Regions from separate parts of the Homo sapiens genome. Here region 1 is linked to region 2. Evidence: read pairs that join two places in POLR2A ChIA-PET (ENCODE). Cell type or tissue: GM12878. All regions are shown on one strand. Each heading gives the region's core, and the rest is flanking DNA. Links, peaks and the distances in the headings are about the cores only.

Region 1 (10,147 bases), core at 5,017-7,516, 130 kb after region 2:
AAAAAATTAAAAATCTCCTTCTACCAACCCGCAGCCTTACAAAGGATAACAATTTCAGATTTTGTTTTCTGTGGTTAGATTCACAACACTAAATTATGTATTCATAACTCAATTTATTAATTTGTCAACTTCAGACTTTATTTACTTCCAAATATGAAAGAAGAGGAATGTAGCCCTATTTCAGTCTCCCCTTTCATTCTCTCATGCTTTCTACTTTCAGTTCTTCTGATGGTTAACATGACAATTGTTAAACACACATAAATATATGTTTCTTAACCCACCAATTTTAGACAGACTCTATTGCCTTCACACTGTCTAAGATGAGAAAACAAATACACAAGCATTTTCTCCTACTTCTCTTTTTCCATATCTCCCTGTCAACTTTGGTTGGTTGTGACTTTGCTTTTTCATGGCCAAAATTTATTTCATGTATTCTTCTCTGTAACTGTAATAAAGTTTTCTACTTTAAATTGGTTGAAAACCAGTGAGTAGTATTTACAACATGTTTGTATTGCAAGAACCAAATAGTGTGATTATACTCATAGGAAAATAAATATGGTTGGTGTTATTCAGCTTTTCACTTGAATAACAATGTTCCAAATTTAAAGTCAAATAGAGTTTCCTGCTGTATACTCCATGATTGGTGTAAAGTCATGCAAAATTTTACTTAGCTTCATATTTAGCCCATGCCTTTCTTGAACAATATTTTACTTTCTTTCATACAGAAGATAGGGAAGAATAATTTATTCAAGAATTTCACGGACTTGCCATTAGTGATTGTCCTGATTATAGCCCCTTCCTGCTTTCTGGCTTTGGGATCAGCTGAACTTGCTGAGCCCTTCTAAGTGAAGATAACTGTCCTTCCCAGTGTGATTGACTTGTGTGCAACTTTGAAGTACAATCTTCTCTGTAGAGTCAATTCATTAATATGAATCTATCTACATTCTTTATTCTAGGAGCTTACCAACATTTCTAATCTATGGATGAATCCTGTATTAGTATTAGTTTGGGTTCTCCAGATAAACAGAACCAAGAAGATGTATATATATAAAATATATGGAATTGACTCGTGATTATACAGTATGAGACATTTTAAGATCTGCAGTCAACAAGTTGGAAACCCAGGAGAGCTGATGGTGTAAGTTCCAGTCCCAGTCCAAGTCTGAGGCCTAAGGCAAAGGAAGACCCATGTCACAGCCCAAAGATGTTAAGGCAGAAGGAGCCAGTTCTCTCTTACTCAGCCTTTTGTTGTATTTAGACCTTTGACAGATTGAATGAGGTCCACTCACAAGAGGGAGGGCAATTTGCTGTGCCCTTGTACTAATTCACATGTTAATCTCATCCAGAAACACCCTAAATGACACACCCAGAATAACATCTAGCCAAATATCTGGGCACCCTATGGCCCAGTCAACTTGACACATAAAATTAACCATCACAGATTTTGTTCTCATTTTCAGTTCCCTTATATCTTTTGTGACATTTCCATGGAATTTTTGCAAGAGAGGGGAAATAAACACAGTCTATCCCTTTGAAACAGAATTATTGCCAGCTTCCTGGTGCTAGAGTGATAACTAACATGATTATTTGTTCTTCTAGGTAATGCCCGCTGGTGCGCAGCCATTTCTTCCTCTCTTTTTGTCCCCTATTCTGTATTGAGGGGGCTGAAGTCTGAAATTGCATTCCCAAAAACTCTCTTTGTAATTAGTTCCTATTAAATTTTTCCAGTAGGAAGCATTTCAGTGGGACTGCAAGGACTAAGAAAGAGAATGTCTTTCTGCTTCCGGCCAACAGTAGGAGTAATAGTCAACAATTACAGGTGACTATGGGTGACTGTGATCTCCAGCAGTCAGCAGATCTGGGAATAGCAGGAGGAGGAGTGGGGATGGCAGGTGACCATAGGCTCCAGTGGCATTGATGGCAACCGTCAATAGTAAATGCATATTTCTGGACTTTGGATAGCGCTGTTTTTTCCCCTTTACTCCACTCAATGAAAATCTTTGCAGCCAATTCCATGTATAAAAATAACCTCTATGTGAAATATTCAGAACATTTCTGTTTTCCTGACTAGACCATGACTGATAGGCTCACTAACGTTATATATCTTGCTTTTCTTTGAGACGATGTACTACAGTATCAGTACAAAGGAAAATTTAAAGGTAAGAGATGATTACCAACTTTTATTTGATGCTTTCTACTCAAAATAACCCTGTGGTAAATATTATTATACCCATTTGATGGATGATAGCACAGATTTGAATATATTTATTTGGCCAAAATCTCACAATACAAACTGCCTTCCAAATCAGATTCTACTCTTTTCATCTGAGGAAATTACATTGATGTGTTTTATTCCATTTTGCACCACTATGAAGAAATATCTGGGGCTGGGTAATTTGTAAAGCAGAGTCTTATTTTGGCTCATGGTTCTGCAGACTGTACAAGAAGTATGGTGCCAGCATCTGATTCTGGCAAAGCCTCAGGAAGATTTTAGTTGTCATGGAAGGGAAGGGGATCTGGTGTATCACATGGTGAGAGAGAAAGCAAGAGAGAGGGGGTAGTTTCCAGACTCTTTTTTTAACAACCATATCTTTTGTGAGCTTATTATCATGGGAAGAACATCAAGCCATTCATGAGCGATCCCCCTGCCATCACCTAAACACCTTCCAGTAGGCCTCACCTCTAACAATGGGCCATCAAATTTCAACCTCAGATTTGGAGAGGACAAACATCCAAACCACATTACAATGTTTGATACAAATCATAAGAAGAGGAGACGGCATGTGAATAACTTGAAATTTCCTTCATACTTAAATTTTCTTTGTCAAATGAGAAGCCTTCTAATCACCTTGTATTCTTAGACTTTGGAAAGGTGATTGGCCTTTGATTAAAATAGCCCAGAACATGAGCTTCAGCAGAGCTCTGAAAGACAGACAATTCAGGTGGTAGATATGGTGGTTGTTCTATTACTTTTTAGTCATTGATGTTTTTTAATAGCATGGTTTCTATTTTTGTTGTCTGAATAGTAGATTGAAAAAAATCAAACCTTTTCTTAGAAGATGTTGCTGTTTCCATTAAAGTACTAAGGGAAAGGAGAAGGGAAGAATCATCTTGTACCTGACACAGTAGCATCACTGTATGCAACTGAAATTAGCAAAGTTCCACTTGCTTGTAGGTTTCAGGCAGTAAAGTCAAGCCAGTGACCTTGCTTATGCCAAATTAGGATGATCTTTCCTAACTGAATATTCTTTCACCAACAACAGAGGAAGGAGATCAGCTTAGGGAAGGTTTATTCCTTGGAACCGTTTTTAGAAAAGTAAATTCCAGGAAATTACCAAGCATATCTTCTAGTTTCCAGCATTTAACGTGACAGATTTTATCGATTGCCACCTTCCCTTTAAACTGTAATGCAAAACCAACAGTGTTTTTAAGAGCTCCTACAAACATTTAAAAGAATAACCCATTTTAGACATCGCTATACCTGTACTTGTATTTGTTTCCCTCTGCATACAGCCACATAACCCAGGTAGAAGAGAAATCATGCTCTGCTCAGGAATGTAAGGATTTTTTTATGCATGCCTACCGGTCCTTTCTCTGCTCATTGACAGCCTTCCCTTCACAGGACTAGGAGAGTCCGAGTTAAGTAAGGAAAGATTAAACACACAGGGACTGCTGTACCCTGAGAAGTATACCAGGTCCCTGGAGTCATTGCTCCTGGTGCTGACTATGAAGCATCTGGATCTCCTACTTCCAAATGAGTACTTCTAGAGATCATACTCCACTGGCTTCCACTTTATTTAAGTTTTAATATGGTGCCATATGTATCATTGTTTTAACTATAAGGAAAGGGAAAATGCTGTCTTCTGAGACAAATAATAGAGCCCTGATAATGGGTTTGCATTATATGTATGCAAGCAAAACTCACTCACCACTTGAGAAGAGTTCCTTATTTACAAAAGCCTGCATTCAAATAGTCACAAGTACCTAATTCATCCTAGTGCACACCCAGACGGTTTTAATTTTGACAAAAATAAATTAGCAAGAAATTAAGTCTTAAATTAAATGACTTAAAATTCAGTGGCTTTTTACTTTTGAAGTTTCATTACCCTTTGCAGAATCATAAGATCACAAGTGCTAGAAACGGGAGAAATTCTAACAGTAAGTTTCATTAAGTTGATAGTATTAGCAAAAACAATTTGAAAAAAAGGAGGAAACGCAAAGGCTCTATTTACTAATGGGGCATTTTCCAGGTTGTTTTTCTATCCTTCTAAATTGAAGGAGAGGCACTGATGTTCAATATGTGCCTCGATCAACAGACTTATCTGGCTTTGGTTGAGTTTTCTCTGACATCAAGGTAGTAGTTTTTAAAATAGCAGCAGCCTTAATTTGCTAGGCAAAACTCTTATTTAAACATAATGTGCTTAGTTAATAGCCCACACTTTACAAGACTTTTTCCCAAGTATGATTAGTCAGACCTATGTAAAATTTGTTCCATAAATAGTGGAACACCTGCAAGATCCCATATTACAAGCAGAATGGTAAAGCTGGACAGTTCCTGTGCATTTACTTATTATAATACCTTCATTTTGGGACTGTAATAACCAAGGCCAAGCAGGATTAGGTGGCAATTCAATACCGCCCAACTTGTAGTAGCAGAGCTCCTTAAAGCTATATTTTGAAATTAGTACATTATTCCATGGTAGAGTTTATGTGGTTCTTCACTTGCCCAGAGGAAACTCTGTTGGAGAGGCGTGGGAACTCTAGAGCGACAAATACCAAATGCAGAGCATGCACTGAACACCAATCAGCATCATTCTGCTCCTGGCCACTGCAGGTTGCCCAACTGAAAGCACATGTTTAGCGTATGAAGATGTAAGTTTGTAAACAAGGTGTCCTAATGTCCTTTGTATAAGAACTAGAGAGAAACTCTGAGTACGGCAAACATTTTTCTAACTCAAAATGAAGATACATGTTGTGAAGGATGTGAATATATTTAAGGCTATAATAAGCCCATACATGAGAATCAGAACTTTCCTCTTCAATTGAGGACAGAGAAGTTGCTTTATTATAGAAATAGTCTTTTGTTACAATTGAATATTGCCTAAAGAATTCAGAAAAAAAAAATGCTGTTAAGAATGAAAATCAGAGGATGTGAATCCCCTTCACTGTTACATTCCTGGTAACCAGCAGTGCTTTACAGTGGGGAAACTCACTTCTTACCATTGATCCTGGGGTGTAGAATTTAGAAAGAGGTGATTAAAAGGGTATGCCACACTAGAATGAAGTAATTGAGGTATTTACTTTGAGAGCAAAATTGAAGGGGCACCAAAATTTCAGAAATCAAGCTAAAGAATATTTTGATACAATATTTTCAAAAATAAAAGTAATGAAATAAATTCATGCTGAACAAAATATCCATGTTTTGGGTGAGGACAAGATCTGACTCTGTGCCTGCATGAATTCATCTCATTTATGTCACTTCAATTCTGGCCTTGCCATACCCTGGTTTTAGGTATAATGTGGATATTTTGTTAATCATGGATTCTTTTGCATTATTTTTTAAATATTGCATTGGAATATTATTTATCTTGATTACTGAATTTTTTGATGTCCCTTTCAACTTTGCTCTGTGGTGAATGTCTTATACTACTCACCTTAGTCCTGGTCTTAACTAGCGTGCTGCCTTACATATAAGTAAAAGAAGGAAGTTGTTAAAAGAATCATTGTGTGGTGAATAAATTAATGAATCACTATGAGAGTATCTTGTTTCTTTTTCTAATGACCTCTCTACAAATTTCTCATTGGAAGAGACAGAAGTACATGATATGTTCCAGACTTCTTATGTTGACAGGGCCATCTTTCTCCATGTTTTGAAATAATATAATACATGTTAAAAACTTAATTGCTTAAATTATCCCATTATAACTAATTAATTGTCCTCAGGATGTTAAAGGCGCATATGGGAATTTCCATTCAAACCACAAGGACTCCTTAGCGTATTTCTACTTTATTCTCCAGAAAACAGTCCCTTTAGCTCCAGCATGTGAGAGCTGTCAGCTGGATGGTGGGTAGAAAGCGTAGTTCATCAAGCACACTCAGGAGTCTACAAAAGTGAGGCAAGATTAAAAATGGGAGCATACCATACACAAAATCAGGAATTTAGAAAGGAAATAAGGAAATAAGGCATACGGGAACTGGGACAGATATTCCACTGCACTTGTATGTGCATGTGTATCTGTGCTTTTGTGTGTTTGAAGGAAGAAACTTTTTTGCTTCAGCTGTGTATTCACTTCAGTCACCATGTACCGAAAAAAAAAAAAGTGCAAACTTTTCAATCTAAGTTTTGCAGCTAAAATATTTTTCTGCTCAAGTCTTTGAATGACTCAACTAAAATCCTGGTTCTCAGATCTGCTTCTATATGGGCTGAGGAACAGGGAAGTAGTAATAGACAAAGTAGAAACAAAAGCAAAACCCAAAACAAAACACCCTCTGTGCTTCCCTCGGGACACGGGAGTCCAGTCCACTGTAAATTAAGTACATGTAAGGTGAGAGTGGAACAGAGTGAGAACTGAAATCCAGAATATCAGCTTTTTCCTTTGTGCTGAGTTAAGCTCAAGAGGGGAAGAGGAGGAATTCCTTCTGAACTCAAAGGTGTATTCCTCCTCAATGACACACTTCAAGCTTTGTAAAATCATCCAGAATGTGATTTCTGTAAAGCAAGGCCAAAGCCTCTTGACAGTCACAGGGAATGGGGTTTCTTTTATCACTGACGATAGCAAGACCTACTTTTTTGCTCTGGACAGCTCCTATGAAAATATGGCATTCAGAACTGCTTCCCTGTTTTCCATCTCTTCCTCTTTACCTTTCCTTTGCAAGTTAATTTCTTTCTCCCTCTAGGTAAGAGACAAAGTTGGAAGGCGCTGGCTGGACACTAATTGAAGGAAGCAATCAAAGAGCTAGATAATGGGACAGAGAAGTAAAGAGCCTTTTGGGAACCCCCATGCAAAATCCTCTGCAGGAAATAGCATTTTAGCAAGCCCAGGAACGAGTTTCGGTGTCTTCCTTTTTCTGTCACTTCATCTTGCTTATTTGGGCTTAGGCAAGAAAGAGCATATATAATGCCATTTCTGCTTCTGTTACATAAGTACAAAGAATGAGTTTAGACCTAAATTGGAAAGTGCTTAGGATTGAAAGAAGGTGGGAAAACCAATCAACCCATTTTTCTATAGAACTAATCATCTCCATGTCAGAAATGAAAACCAGCTGATTTTCTGAGAACTCTAACATGCAAGCTAATTTTTCCAAAATTGTTTCGTGGAGCAAGTATGACCAGAGGTTAATATGATAAGATGTGATTTTCAGTTTTCCTCCAGTTATGATTGTGTTGTACAGATCATAGAACATATAGTTAAAGTTGTCATACATTAGCTGCTGCAGAGCAATTCCTCCTTCTCCCTAAAGGACATAGGAGATAGTTAAAAGTTGTCATACGCTAGCTGCTGCAGAGCAATTCCTTCTTCTCCCAGTGTGTGTGTGTAAAGGAGTAAGGTCGCTTGTTAAACCCAGAAGCATATCTAGGGATCTAATTTAAGTGCATCAGCCTCCTAGCATGTTGATTTGAAATTTTACACTGGCAGAGCTGAAACCATGGGGACTTTATGAAATTGCGTTTAATTTTAACTTGCATTTTGAAAATGATCTCTCTAGCTCTTTCTCTCCTCCCCTTATTAATAGACACATACTTTTTCATACTTTACTATTCCATTTCTTTTAATCCTTTGAGTAAGTGATTTTGCTTTTTTGTCATATTGCTCTTATTCTCCTGAAGCTTCTTTTATGTTAGTAAGATGTTACGACTGTTTGGGGGATGACATGTTAGGGATGGGGTCCTTGGCTTACTTGCTCCTTATTACTCCTGGAATGTGGCAAGCTTTAGTTTTATTCAGTAGAGTTTACACAGCTGTGCATAAGGACATTGCATGAGGCCTCACAGTGCAATCACTCAGCAAAATAAATCAATTAACAAATATTTATTAGACATGGACTTTGTTGGTAAAACAAGGTATCTAGAGTTGGTGTTGGAATACATAGCTAATCCACAGAGAAAAAATTTTAGCTCAAAAATTCTCAATAATCATCAAATGTTCTAGATTATTATCTAGGAGGTGTTCAAAGGAGTTGGCTATGTTATGGAAGGTCTGTGTAACTTTTTTGTGTGTGTGTGTGTAGGTTTTGTGGAGTGACAGACACAAGTTTAAAATAACCTGCAATCCAGTATCAGGAGTCACCCCATATCCTCAGAACTGAACAAAACCGAATAAACAAATATGTAAACTACAAAAACAGCAAAAGACTTTCTTTGGAAATACAGGATTAATGTCTTTAAGTGAGTTTAACCTCTTGAACCATACATCATACAGACATTCTTTGATTAAAATGTAGACCAGATTAAACAAACAAAAAAACAAAACAGCTGTCTCAGTGAGTCAACCTAGGAGCATAGCACAGAGCGAAGCCACAAACTCCATGAAAGTCGAGGCAAGGGTTCTCGAGAAGTGTCTGTGCTGCCTGTGGTCTGGAAGACACATTCTGGCACTTTCCATGCAACTTGAGTGCAGTGTTAATTCTTACCTGTCATAATAACAGCCACCTTCTGAGGCATTACCCTGCCAGGCACTGTTCTAGGCAGCTTACTATTTTAATACTGGATTGCAGGTTATTTTAAACTTGTGTCTGTCACTCCACAAAACCTTCACACAAAAAAAGTTTTTATAATTTTCTCAGCGTCAAACAGCTAATAAGTGGTAGTTAGGATTTCAGTCTCGTTCTTGACATCCATGCTTATACCCACAGCACATATTTTCATCAACTTGTAGAAGCTTATCCTTCTTGACATCATGTGTGGTTTTATGGGCAGGCTCTTTAGATTTATATATGGGTAAAGTATTTTAGAAATATTTATAAATATGTTGCATGTCCACATGAATTTGCTGTCATTTCTCTCCCTTTTTGATGTTCCCTTATATTTTATTTTTCTATAGTTGTTACTTTGCATGCTGTTATTGCCTACCTTGACTCTATTTTCCTGATAAATAAATGTTTATTGAGCAACAGGATGAGTGAACATTTCCCAAAACCTGCAACTCTAACAGCTAGATCCTTATCCATCATTATTAATATTGCACTTATTATATATATTTATATATAATATTGCATTTAATATATAAATATAAATAATATATTAAATGTATATATAATATATTAAATATAAATATATTTATAATATATAAATATTTATATAAATATAAAATATATATTAAATATAAATATATATAAAATATATATTAAATATATAAAATATAAATATATATTAAATATATATTAAATATATAAAATATAAATATATATTAAATATATTTTAAATATATAAAATATAAATATATATTAAATATATTTTAAATATATTAAATATAAATATATATTAAATATATTTTAAATATATTAAATATAAATACATATATTAAATATATATTATATATATAAAATATATAAAATATAAATATATATTAAATATATATAAAATATATATGTTAAATATATAAAAGATATATAAAATATAAATATATATTAAATATATATAAAATATATATATATTAAATATATATATTAAATATAAATATATATAAAATATAAATATATGTATTAAATATATATATTAAATATAAATATATGTATTAAATATATATTAAATATGAATATATGTATTAAATATATATTAAATATAAATATATGTATTATATATATAGAATATAAATATATGTATTAAATATAGTATATTAAATATAAATATATATAAAATATATATTAAATATGAATATATATAAAATATATATATTAAAAATATATATAATATAAATATATATAAAATATATATATTAAAAATATATATAATATAAATATATATAAAATATATATATTAAAAATATATATAAAATATATATATTAAAAATATATATAAAATATATATATTAAAAATATATATAAAATATATATATTAAAAATATATATTAAATATAAATATATATATTAAAAATATATATTAAATATAACTATATATTAAATATATATTAAATATAACTATATATTA
Region 2 (10,147 bases), core at 3,996-6,495:
TTGAATTCTCTTGCATTTTTAAAAGTACATGTCTTATTAATTCATTACATAAATATTTAGAGAGTACCAGATATGTTCACAGCACTACATAAGACACTGAAGATACAGCAGAGAAAAAAAGAGACAAAAATCACAGTCTACGGATATTTCATTCTAGTGGAGAGAGACAACCAATAAACTATAAAATATGCTAGTGAGTTATATTGCTGTGAAAAATATTAAGCAAAAATAGGAGGATAGAAAGATCTGATGATCCAAGGACAGCTTACACCTTAAACGGGTCAGGGAAAGCCTCTCTGAGAAAATATTTGGAGAAAATGAGAAAATATTCCCAGCAGGGAAAATAACAAGTGCAAATGTCCTGTGGCAGGAGGGTTTCTTGCTTGTCTAAAAAATAGAAGCCAAGTCAGGAAGGCTGGGCAATAAGCAGAGGAGAGAGAAGCTGAGGTAGGAGAAGTAATAAAGACACAGATCAAGTCGGGTCTGCTGGACTGCTGTAACAACTTTGGCTTTTACTGAGTGAGATGGAAAGAATGGCAAATTTTGGGCAGAAGAGTAACACAATCTCACTTTTTGCAAGTGAGATTTTTTTTTTTTTTTTTTTTTTTAGCAGATCACTGTGGAGGCTCTGTCATTTGTTGGTTGAAGACAAGTCACACATGGAAGGGGAAAGACCGGTTAGAGGGCTGTTGTAACAATTCCAGTAAGAGATGATGGTGCCTCAGTGAAAGTGATGAAAAGTGGGGTAATTCTGGACCTATTTTCAAGGTAGAACCGGTAGGGTTTTTAAAATAACGTGAATGTGGGATATAAGTAAAAGAAAGGAGTCAAGAATGTCTCCAAGGTTTCGGGCATAAGCAACTTTAGTTTCCATTAAATTAGGTAGTAGATATTATTTTACGGTTAATAGTTTACATATTATTTTCTGCATGATTGTCCATGCAGAAAGTCCAAAGAAATATATAGATAAATTAGTATAATTAATACATAATGTTAATGTAGTGCCAAATGCAAGTTAATCTATAAAAAGCAATTGTATTTATACACACCAAAAACAAAAATAAAACTTTCAAAATACTATAATAATTGCATAATTTGTTAGGATTAAATCTAAATTAAATGATCTAAACAGCCAGGGTTAAATCCGTATAAAATAGCTTAGATATAATTGCATTAACTCTAACAGTTTCATGGTCTTTATATAAATATTTTAGACATTATTACAGGTAATTAAAGATGACCTCAATCAATGAAGAGTTATGTCAAATTTTGAGAATTCTCTCCCAAATCTATCTATGAAATTAATGAACCCCCTACAAATCTAAGCAGAATTATTTAATGAAAATGAGTAAATGGATTCTAAAATGTATATGGAAAACAAAGAACCGAGAACAGCAAAGATAATATTGAAGAAGAGAATAAAAAATCAGGACTTAAAAATAGATAAGCAGATAAAGATATAATAATTAAACAAATATACTATTAGTGTGAGAATAGACAAAGACCCAAAGGAACAGAATAGAGAGGATGAAAACTAACCCAAGCGTGCGTGAATACTTGGTTTATGACAAAATAGTTCAGCAGAGCAATGAAGAAAGAAAGTATTTTCAATAATATCATTTGGGTATTCAAATGAAAAAATAAAATTTAACCATTGTTTCGTAACACTAGTTTGAAACTAATGTTTCAAACATTAGTTCTATTTAAACTCTAACTGAGAAAGGTAAAAACAATGCAGACTTTAAAAAGTTACTTAGGATAATATGTGTCTGTTGTTGGGATAAAAAAATGCAAATATAATAATCATCAAGGGAAGGACTGACATTTTGTCAATATATTAAAATTAAGAACCTGTCTTTATCAAAAGATACCACTAAGAAGGTGAAAAAGTAAGTCAAAGAGGGGGAGAGAATATTTGTAGCATATGTAATCTAAAAAAGGACTGTTCTTCAGAATTCCTTCAAATCAGTAAGAAGGTAGATAACCCAATAGAAAAATGGGCGAGAAACTTGACTATTGTTAGAAGCTTATTCAAAAGGTCAACAAATATATGAAAAAAATCCCCCAACTTCTTTAATCATCAAGGAAACACAAATTTAAATCTCCAGGAATTATAACTACATGACCACCAGAATGATGAAAAAAATGAAACAAACTCACCTTGCCAGGCATTGGTGAAGAGATGGAGCATGGGAACGCCCATGAACGGCTGGAGAGAGTGTAATTTGTACACTTACTTGAGAAGATCATTTGTCATTGTCTACTCACAATGTTGAATGTGCTTATCCACGAACCCGCACTTTTCCATTTAGGTATATCTTCTACAGAAATGCTTGCACGTGTCCTCTGACGACCTGTACAAGAATATCAGAGCAAGATTATTTGTGTAGTATCCCCAAGCTGAAGACAATTCAAATGTCCACCAATGAAGGAGTGACTAAAGATTTTTGTGTGTTTATAAAGTAGAATCTTTTTCAGCAATGAAAATAAATGAACTATGTATGTACAAAAACGATGATTTTCATAGCTATGCTGGTACAAAAACGGATGATTTTCATAGCTATACTGGTGAACAATAGCCAAGCACACAATCACATACACTGTATGACTTGATTTATATAAAGTTCCCAGAGAGAAAAAAATAATCTATAGCATTAGAAATAAGACACTATTACCTCTGAAGAGAGAAGGAATTACTTAGAGGAGACACAGAAGAGGCTTCTGGGGTCTGATAATGTACTGTTTCTGATGGAATCTACTTTGTATGTTCACTATGTGATAAGTCTTCAAGCTGCATATTTACAAGGTGTACTCTTTTTAATATTCAGGTAATTTAATATTCAAGTAAAAAGATAAATCTATCAGTATCTGAATCCTAGATTTTGGTATTTTGTATAATGGGTGTCTAATTGTGTACTAAGTAGATGGAATGAAATTGATTGTCCTTGGATGTTCAGTCAAGTGAGGGCACATTCTCTGACATTTGTGCTTGAAGGTTAAATTTGAATTGAGATCTGCATCATAAGCTCAGAAACACTGAGTGTATGCAGGTTTTCAATGTTTTTCTATTATTTATGCCATTTCACTCCTTTTCTATTTCTTTTAATCAATAATTTTATGAAATGATTGACACAAAGACCTAGAAAATCTTCCTGTAAACTGAATTGATGATTCTTTCCTAGCTGTAATAGAGGACATCATTCTTCTTTTATAATGCTAAATGCCAGCTGAAGACAGGAATATTTATACTCAGGAACACAGCAGTCGGTGCTGTTACAGGTTCAGATTATTCCTCTCATCTCTTAAAGGTTATGGTCTGAACACAGGGCTCTTTTTCAAGGCATACATCTTGAACTGTCTGAAACAATTGCTAAACCAAATAATCATTTGCCAACAAATGCTCTGAAGCCAAAAAAAAAAAAAAACTGGTTTTGTTTAGACAATTATAATTTTTTATTTTTTTTTTATTTTTGAGACGAAGTGTTGCTCTGTCACCCAAGCTGGAGTGCAGTGACACCATCTCGGCTCACTGCAACCTCCACCTCCCGGGTTCAGACAATTCTCCTGTCCCAGCCTCCCAAGTAACTGGGACTACAGGCGCCCGCCACCATGCTAGACTAATTTTTGTATTTTTAGTACAGACAGGGTTTCACCATGTTAGCCAGGATAGTCTCGAACTCCTGACCTCAGGTGATCCACCCACCTTGGCCTCCCAAAGTGCTGGGATTACAGGTGTGAGCCATGCACCTGGCCAGACAATGATAATTTTAATTATAAAGCCAGAGTTGAATTTAAATAAAACACTCCTAAACACCTGAATTTTTCAGGGGACAATTATCCTGTAGAGTATTTGATTCCAGATGGAGTATATCATCTAGATTGAACTGTTTCTTCTGTTACAATGCATTTTGTTTTCAAATGATAATATCCAAGATAAGTATCACACAGCCTATGAACTACTAAAACATACTCACTGGTTAACCTCTGAGATATCAGAACTGCATTTCCTGCAATACCTTATAATATTATCTCTGCAAGTCTTCAAATTTTTCAAAAAAGTAATGTACTTGATATTGTCTTCATATGTGGTAATTTGGAAGTATTTGCGGTTGTGAACAAGTACCAGGCATGGGTAAAAGAGGCAACAGCTATTCAGTGTGATTTTAAGAGTGTTGGAAGGTCTCCTACAATTTTTTTTTTTTTTTTTTTCTGAGATGGAGTCTCACTCTGCTGCCCAGGCTGGAGTGCAGTGGCGCAATCTCGGCTCACTGCAAGCTCCACCTCCCGGGTTCATGCCATTCTCCTGCCTCAGCCTTCCGAGTTGCTGGGACTACAGGCGCCCACCACCACGCCCAGCTAATTTTTTGTATTTTTAGTAGAGACGGGGTTTCACCATGTTAGCCCAGATGGTCTCGATCTCCTGACCTCGTGATCCACCCGCCTCGGCCTCCCAAAGTACTGGGATTACAGGTGTGAGCCACCACGCCCGGCCAAAAATATTAACCCAAACTATTAACAAGTTGTTTTTACTTTAAAACAGCATATACAAGGAAGGTCACTATTAAAATATGTTCTCATTTTAGAAGGTAACATATTTGTTTATTTTCCTTATAATACAAATCCAGTTTATAGATTAGAATAAATAAAGTAGGCCAAGGTGAGGCCCCTGTTGTCCCCTCCTGTGTTGGGTCTTCACCTTTCCAGTCTCCCATGGGTTCTTGGGAACCCACCTGCAAGCACTGCAATGTATTGCTGTCCACAGTGGTGTAGGGCAAGGGGAGGGGAGAGCTTTACTTATCTTCTGCTTGTTTGCACTTGCTGGGATCTCGACAAGTGATGAGGGTAATAACATATAAATATGAGACATCAAAATACAGAGAATGAGTTTGAGTAATGACAAGATTCCATGGTTTTAACTCAGATGACTGGCATTGTGCAATTCAGCACATTGGACTAGAATGTTTTGCCAGTGTCTCAGTCAGTACTTGTTTACTCTCATCCTGAATTAATTATTATAAGAGTAGCTGACATTGATTGGGTGTTTTCTATATGCCAAGCATGCTGCTAAGCTCTTTTTCCTTGCCCTTTTTATTTCCTTAAAAAAAACTCTGGGATTATCACCCCCATTTCACAGATTAAGAAATTGAGGACCCAAACAGTTAAAGACCTTTAAAAAGTTTCTACAGCCAGTCATTGGTGGAGCAGGGATTTCAAGCTAGCTCTGCCTCACCAAAGCCTCAGTCCCTAAACACTATTTACTTCTGTCCCTCCTGTTCCTTTCTCAGCACTTCTTTGCCTCCACCAGACCCAACCCCTTGAATGCAGGTGCTGTGCTTCCTTTTTCTTTACATATCTAGCGCCTGACTCAGTGGCTGAAGCAGCTCATGCTCAGAAAGTGACGAGATGGAATCTTGTAGAGAGCCTGCAGCTGTCTGTCTTGTGAAAAACTGCTTGGTTGTGGTTCATCAATCGTGTTCTGTGGTTACTGCGGCTACCCTAACTAGGAAACACTTTGTGAAACATCCCAGTGGTGCAGATTTTGTGTAATGGCTCACAAGCACCAACCAAACACTTCCCCATTTCCCATTCTGCACCAAGGGGTGGTATGGAGGCTCTAGAGGGAATAGGGATCCAGTCTCCTTCCTCCTTATGCCTTTCCGGTGAGGGCAGTGGGGGAAGAAACATGGAGCAGGTGGAGTGGATGGTAACACCCTGAGAACTGTTTGACCCTTGATTTTTAGGCTTGGAAAAGGTCATTTCATAGGACAGTACATGCAGCTGAATTCAGGGCACCTAAGAACACTTGGATTGGCAGGGCTGAGGAGCAGTTATCTAAACAGCTTGTAGTTATTTAAGTCCCAAGTGATCTGGTTACAGACCATTGATGGCTTTTCCACTTCCACGCCTCCTCAAGCTGTGGCTCTCAGAAAAGAGAAATCAGGAGTAATTATATGTTAGAAATACCTGGCCTCACTGTGGGGTGAGATGGAACCTGTGCACTGCACCTTGACCATTTAACCTCCTTTTTCTCTTGGTTGAATGAAGTCATGCTCCCTGGAAGAGTCTTTCAAGCCATTCCCTTTTATCCCCTTACCTTTCTATCCTCAACCTAACAATCCTCTTTTCAGTCTCCGTCCTCTTTGAACTGTGCCTCTCACTACCTCAAAAAGGAATATTTACTTCACACTCAACCTTTCAGAATTACTCTTGGGCAAATAGAAGTTTAGAGACTCTCCATAGGCACAGCGAATACAGGGATATTAATGAGATGTGGTAGAGAAATCCACTGGAATACACAATGGAGATGTTTTAACCTGTGTGATTTAATTCTGTCTTTGAACTTTTTTCATGAAACAATCCTTTATATACAGAATTCAACTGATACTCAACTCCAATAAATATAATGGTGATTTGTTACCAAGTATGACTGGGTGGGCTTATGATCATAGGTGAGATTAAATTTAAAAAATATGTAATAAACGAGATCATATCCGTTGCAGGAACATGGATGGAGCTGGAGGCCATTATCCTTAGCCAACTAACACAGGAACAGAAAACCAAATGCCACATGTTCTCACTTATAAGTAAGTGGGGCCTAAATGATGAGAACACATGGACACACAGAGGGGAAAAACACACACTGGGGCCTATGGGAGGTTGGAGGGTGGGAGGAGGCAGAAGATCAGGAAAAATGACGAATGAGTACTAGACTTAACACCTGGGTGACAAAATAATCTGTACAACAAACCCCCACGACACAAGTTTACTTACGTAACAAAACTGCACATGTACCCCTGAACTTAAAACTCAAAAGAATATACTGCATATATATATATATACACACACATTCATATATACATGTATACACACACACACACACACACACTTCCCCTGTTTCTCAGAGTAAGAAAGGATGTTAGCACACTCAAACCCATGGAAGGCTGGGTCTAAATTTAACTCCTGGGGTAACTCAAGCCCCAAGACCCAAGAAAACCTTGAAAAAATGTGACAGTAGGAAAGAAGCTTCCTAATTTGGATGATATTTTATATAGAAGCCATGACTGAAATAAGGTTTGGAGGCCTCTCCTCCTTCTTCTTAAACTCAATTTGATCCATGGATTTTTGTTTTGTTTTGTTTTCCATGTTGTTATCTTAACCACTCCCCTGCAAGTGAGTGTATGCCTTTCTTAGGTTCCTCAGAAAGCAGGGTCTCTGATGGCAACAGGCATGCAGAAAGTTGACAGAAGGCTGTGCTCAGCAGCAGCACCTGGGAGGAGGCAGCGGCAGTTGCACTGGGCAGTTGAACTGTGACGCAGTTGCATAAAGGCTTCAAGCTGAACCCTCAAGGAGCGTTGGAATGAGATAGCCCTTCAAAGTGATGCTGAAATGATGCAAGCTGCCCCCAATGAGGGGCATAAGCTTGAGCAAGGAAGCTTTCTTTCAGTTTTGGGGAGAGATTCAAGCTGTGAGCCCTCAGAGGGCAGCACCCCCACCTGTCAGGAAAATGAGCTCCCCAGACTTTTGAGAGGAAATCTGGATAGGGCCCCTTGACATCCACCACAGTCCCTCCTGTGCTGCTGGGATCCTCTTGCTTTGATAATCTCACTCCATCTGATCCCACAGTAGAAAAAGAAGTTCAGGGGGCAAAATAGAGTGCGTCTAACAGTCAATGTTCTTACGGCCACAACTGGTACTCAACATTACTGCTCATTTTAGATTTATTTGCCACTTCTTAGGCAGCACCTCCTCTGCCCAGGTGGCTTATCTGGTGGAGTGTCCCAGAGTGTCATCTATGAAGGGCCTGTGTCCTTGATCCCCAGGCCCCTCTCAGGCTATAGCTATTGCTATATCTATCTATCTATCTATATATATATATATTCCATTTAATTACAAAGTAGGGCAGAGAAGCAGCAATAAATGACCATAGATAGTATCTACTAAAGGAAACTGTGATAACAAAAATAGTTCTGTTTCCTCATGAACAACAGTGCTATCTCCTTCTGATGATCAAGGTTTGTTATCACTGGAGGTAACTCCCTTTCTTGCCTGCTGGTCTTTTGGCACCAGGAGCCCTCTGTGATTAGGAGACAGCTATGGCTGGAAGTTTAATGAGACTCTTTCTGTGTGCCCTGCAGAAGCTTTCCCCTGAAAACACATAGAGCCCAGAGCAGCGAGTACAGAGAGGACACATTTCCCAAATGGTCACTGGAAGTAATGATAAGTGAGGCTACACTCACTTTCACCACTTCTTTCAAGGCTTATGTTTCCTACCTATGGGGGACATGCACCCTACAATGGCCAGGGTCCTGTAGAAAGGCAGCCAGTTGTCACAGTTTCTTCTCCAAGGTGATAGCTCAGTTGTGCCTTCAAAAAGCCATTCTTTTGCTCTGCCAGGCCTATGGCTTCTAGATGGTGCTGTATGTGATGAAAATTTTAGATCCTGTGGGCATATGCATACCTCTTTGCTGTGTAGTAGATTCCTTGGTTACATGTGTTGTTAGGCAAGATTTCATGTTAGTGAAGTTAACACTGTAAATCCTCAGAGAGTGGTACTGAATGACGGGAAATGCAAATGGATACCTAGAATATGTGTTGAATCCAGATAAGTGGCTAATCTTTTCAGAGTAAAAGGTTCTCAATGTAATCAACTTGTCACCAAGTGGCTGGTTGCTCTCCTTGAAAAATGTAGCCATATCAGGAACTCTGCATAGATCTCTGTTGTTAGCAGGTTGAGCATTCAGTGGCAGCAGTAGCTAAGCCAAAAGAGTCTATGCTATTTTGCTATATACGGCTTCCATCCCTTACCACGGTTACTGCAATCTTTCATCCATGTGCCAACCCTAGAGCAGCAATGACACAGGTTGGCAAAAATCAACTGGCTAAAACAATGTTTCTAGATGATTGTTTGATAACCCTTCTAAAGCTCTTTCCTGGGTATATGAATGCAAAATAAAACTCTTTACAATTGGTGCTCATTTGCAAAGGTCCATCCACATGACTGTTTCCCAGACCCCAGACCTCCTTGTCCCTGATCTTTCAATCTCTTTCTTTATAGGACCTTAGAAGATGTTACAGGCTGAATTGCATTCCCCAAATTTATATGTTGAAGTCCCAGCCCTTAGTACCTACGAATGGGACTATATTTGAAGATAGGGTCTTTAAGAGTTGATTGAGGTAAAACAAAGCTATTAGGGTGGGCCCTACTTCAATCTGACTAGAGTCCTTATAAGAAGAAATTGGGACACACAGAAATACCAGGGATGTGCATGCACAAAAGCACAACCATGTGATGAGCAGCAAGAGGGAGATTATCCACCAGCCCAGGAAAGAGGTCTCAGGAGAAATCATCTCTGCTGGCACCTTGATCTTAGACCCTTCCAGAACTGTGAGAAAATTCTTTTGTTTAAGCCACCTAGTTTGTGGTATTTTGTTATGGCAACCCAAGCAGACTAAGAAAGAAGCTCTTTAGAGAGGAAATCTGGATAGGGCCCCTTGACATCCACCACAGTCCCTCCTGTGCTGCTGGGATCCTCTTGCTTTGATAATCTCACTCCATCTGATCCCATAGTAGAAAAAGAAGTTCAGGGGGCAAAATAGAGTGCGTCTAACAGTCAATGTTCTTACGGCCACAACTGGTATTCCCAGGCCATTCAGAATACTGCCCATATATGCCCCAATCCATTCACAGGTTACTTGTCTTTCCAAACTAAGTGATCAGATGCCTCACCCAGAGCTAGGTCAAAGGGAAGACTTCCTCTCACTATTGCTAGTCAGGGCCACTCCTGAACAGTTCTTTCTCACTTTGCACCCAATGTGCTGAACCAACACATTTATTAACCAAGCTTAGCATTTTTTCTTCTTCTATTGGTTTGTCATAAGGGATCCTCCATTCAGTCACAGCTATGAACTGAAGTAGATGATTTGGAGGCAGATGTCCTGGGAGTCTGGGTACCTGCTAACAGCTTACTGGCTTACTTGCCTCCTCTGGCCATGCGTATGCCAATCCCAGATAAATCACTAAGTATATCATTAGATTGAACATACTTGCCATTTGCCATTATCCCCACATTGTTTCTTTTAATCTGGGGATTAAAGCCTATTGTCATGCAGAGATCTGCTCCAGCTCCCCTTCCTGCTCTGTATTCCA

The links. Peaks named below come from ENCODE experiments on the same cell type or tissue, not always from the same donor. Only the 100,000 strongest peaks of a DNase experiment are listed, where the experiment ranks them.
Region 1: POLR2A ChIA-PET joins it to region 2 with 7 read pairs; 2 of 35 experiments call an interaction of 5 or more read pairs at or near these places.

Annotation. Positions count from the first base shown.
Region 1 is chr2:150,014,689-150,024,835 of GRCh38, forward strand. No RefSeq gene overlaps it. Among named protein-coding and RNA genes, the nearest start is that of LINC01818, 150 kb to the right of the region's middle. In GM12878, for the core only: no CTCF peak of the experiment used is centred there; a DNase peak (open chromatin) is centred at 6,479.
Region 2 is chr2:149,889,491-149,899,637 of GRCh38, forward strand. No RefSeq gene overlaps it. Among named protein-coding and RNA genes, the nearest start is that of LINC01931, 35 kb to the left of the region's middle. RefSeq lists an enhancer at 9,798-10,147. In GM12878, for the core only: no CTCF peak of the experiment used is centred there; no DNase peak of the experiment used is centred there.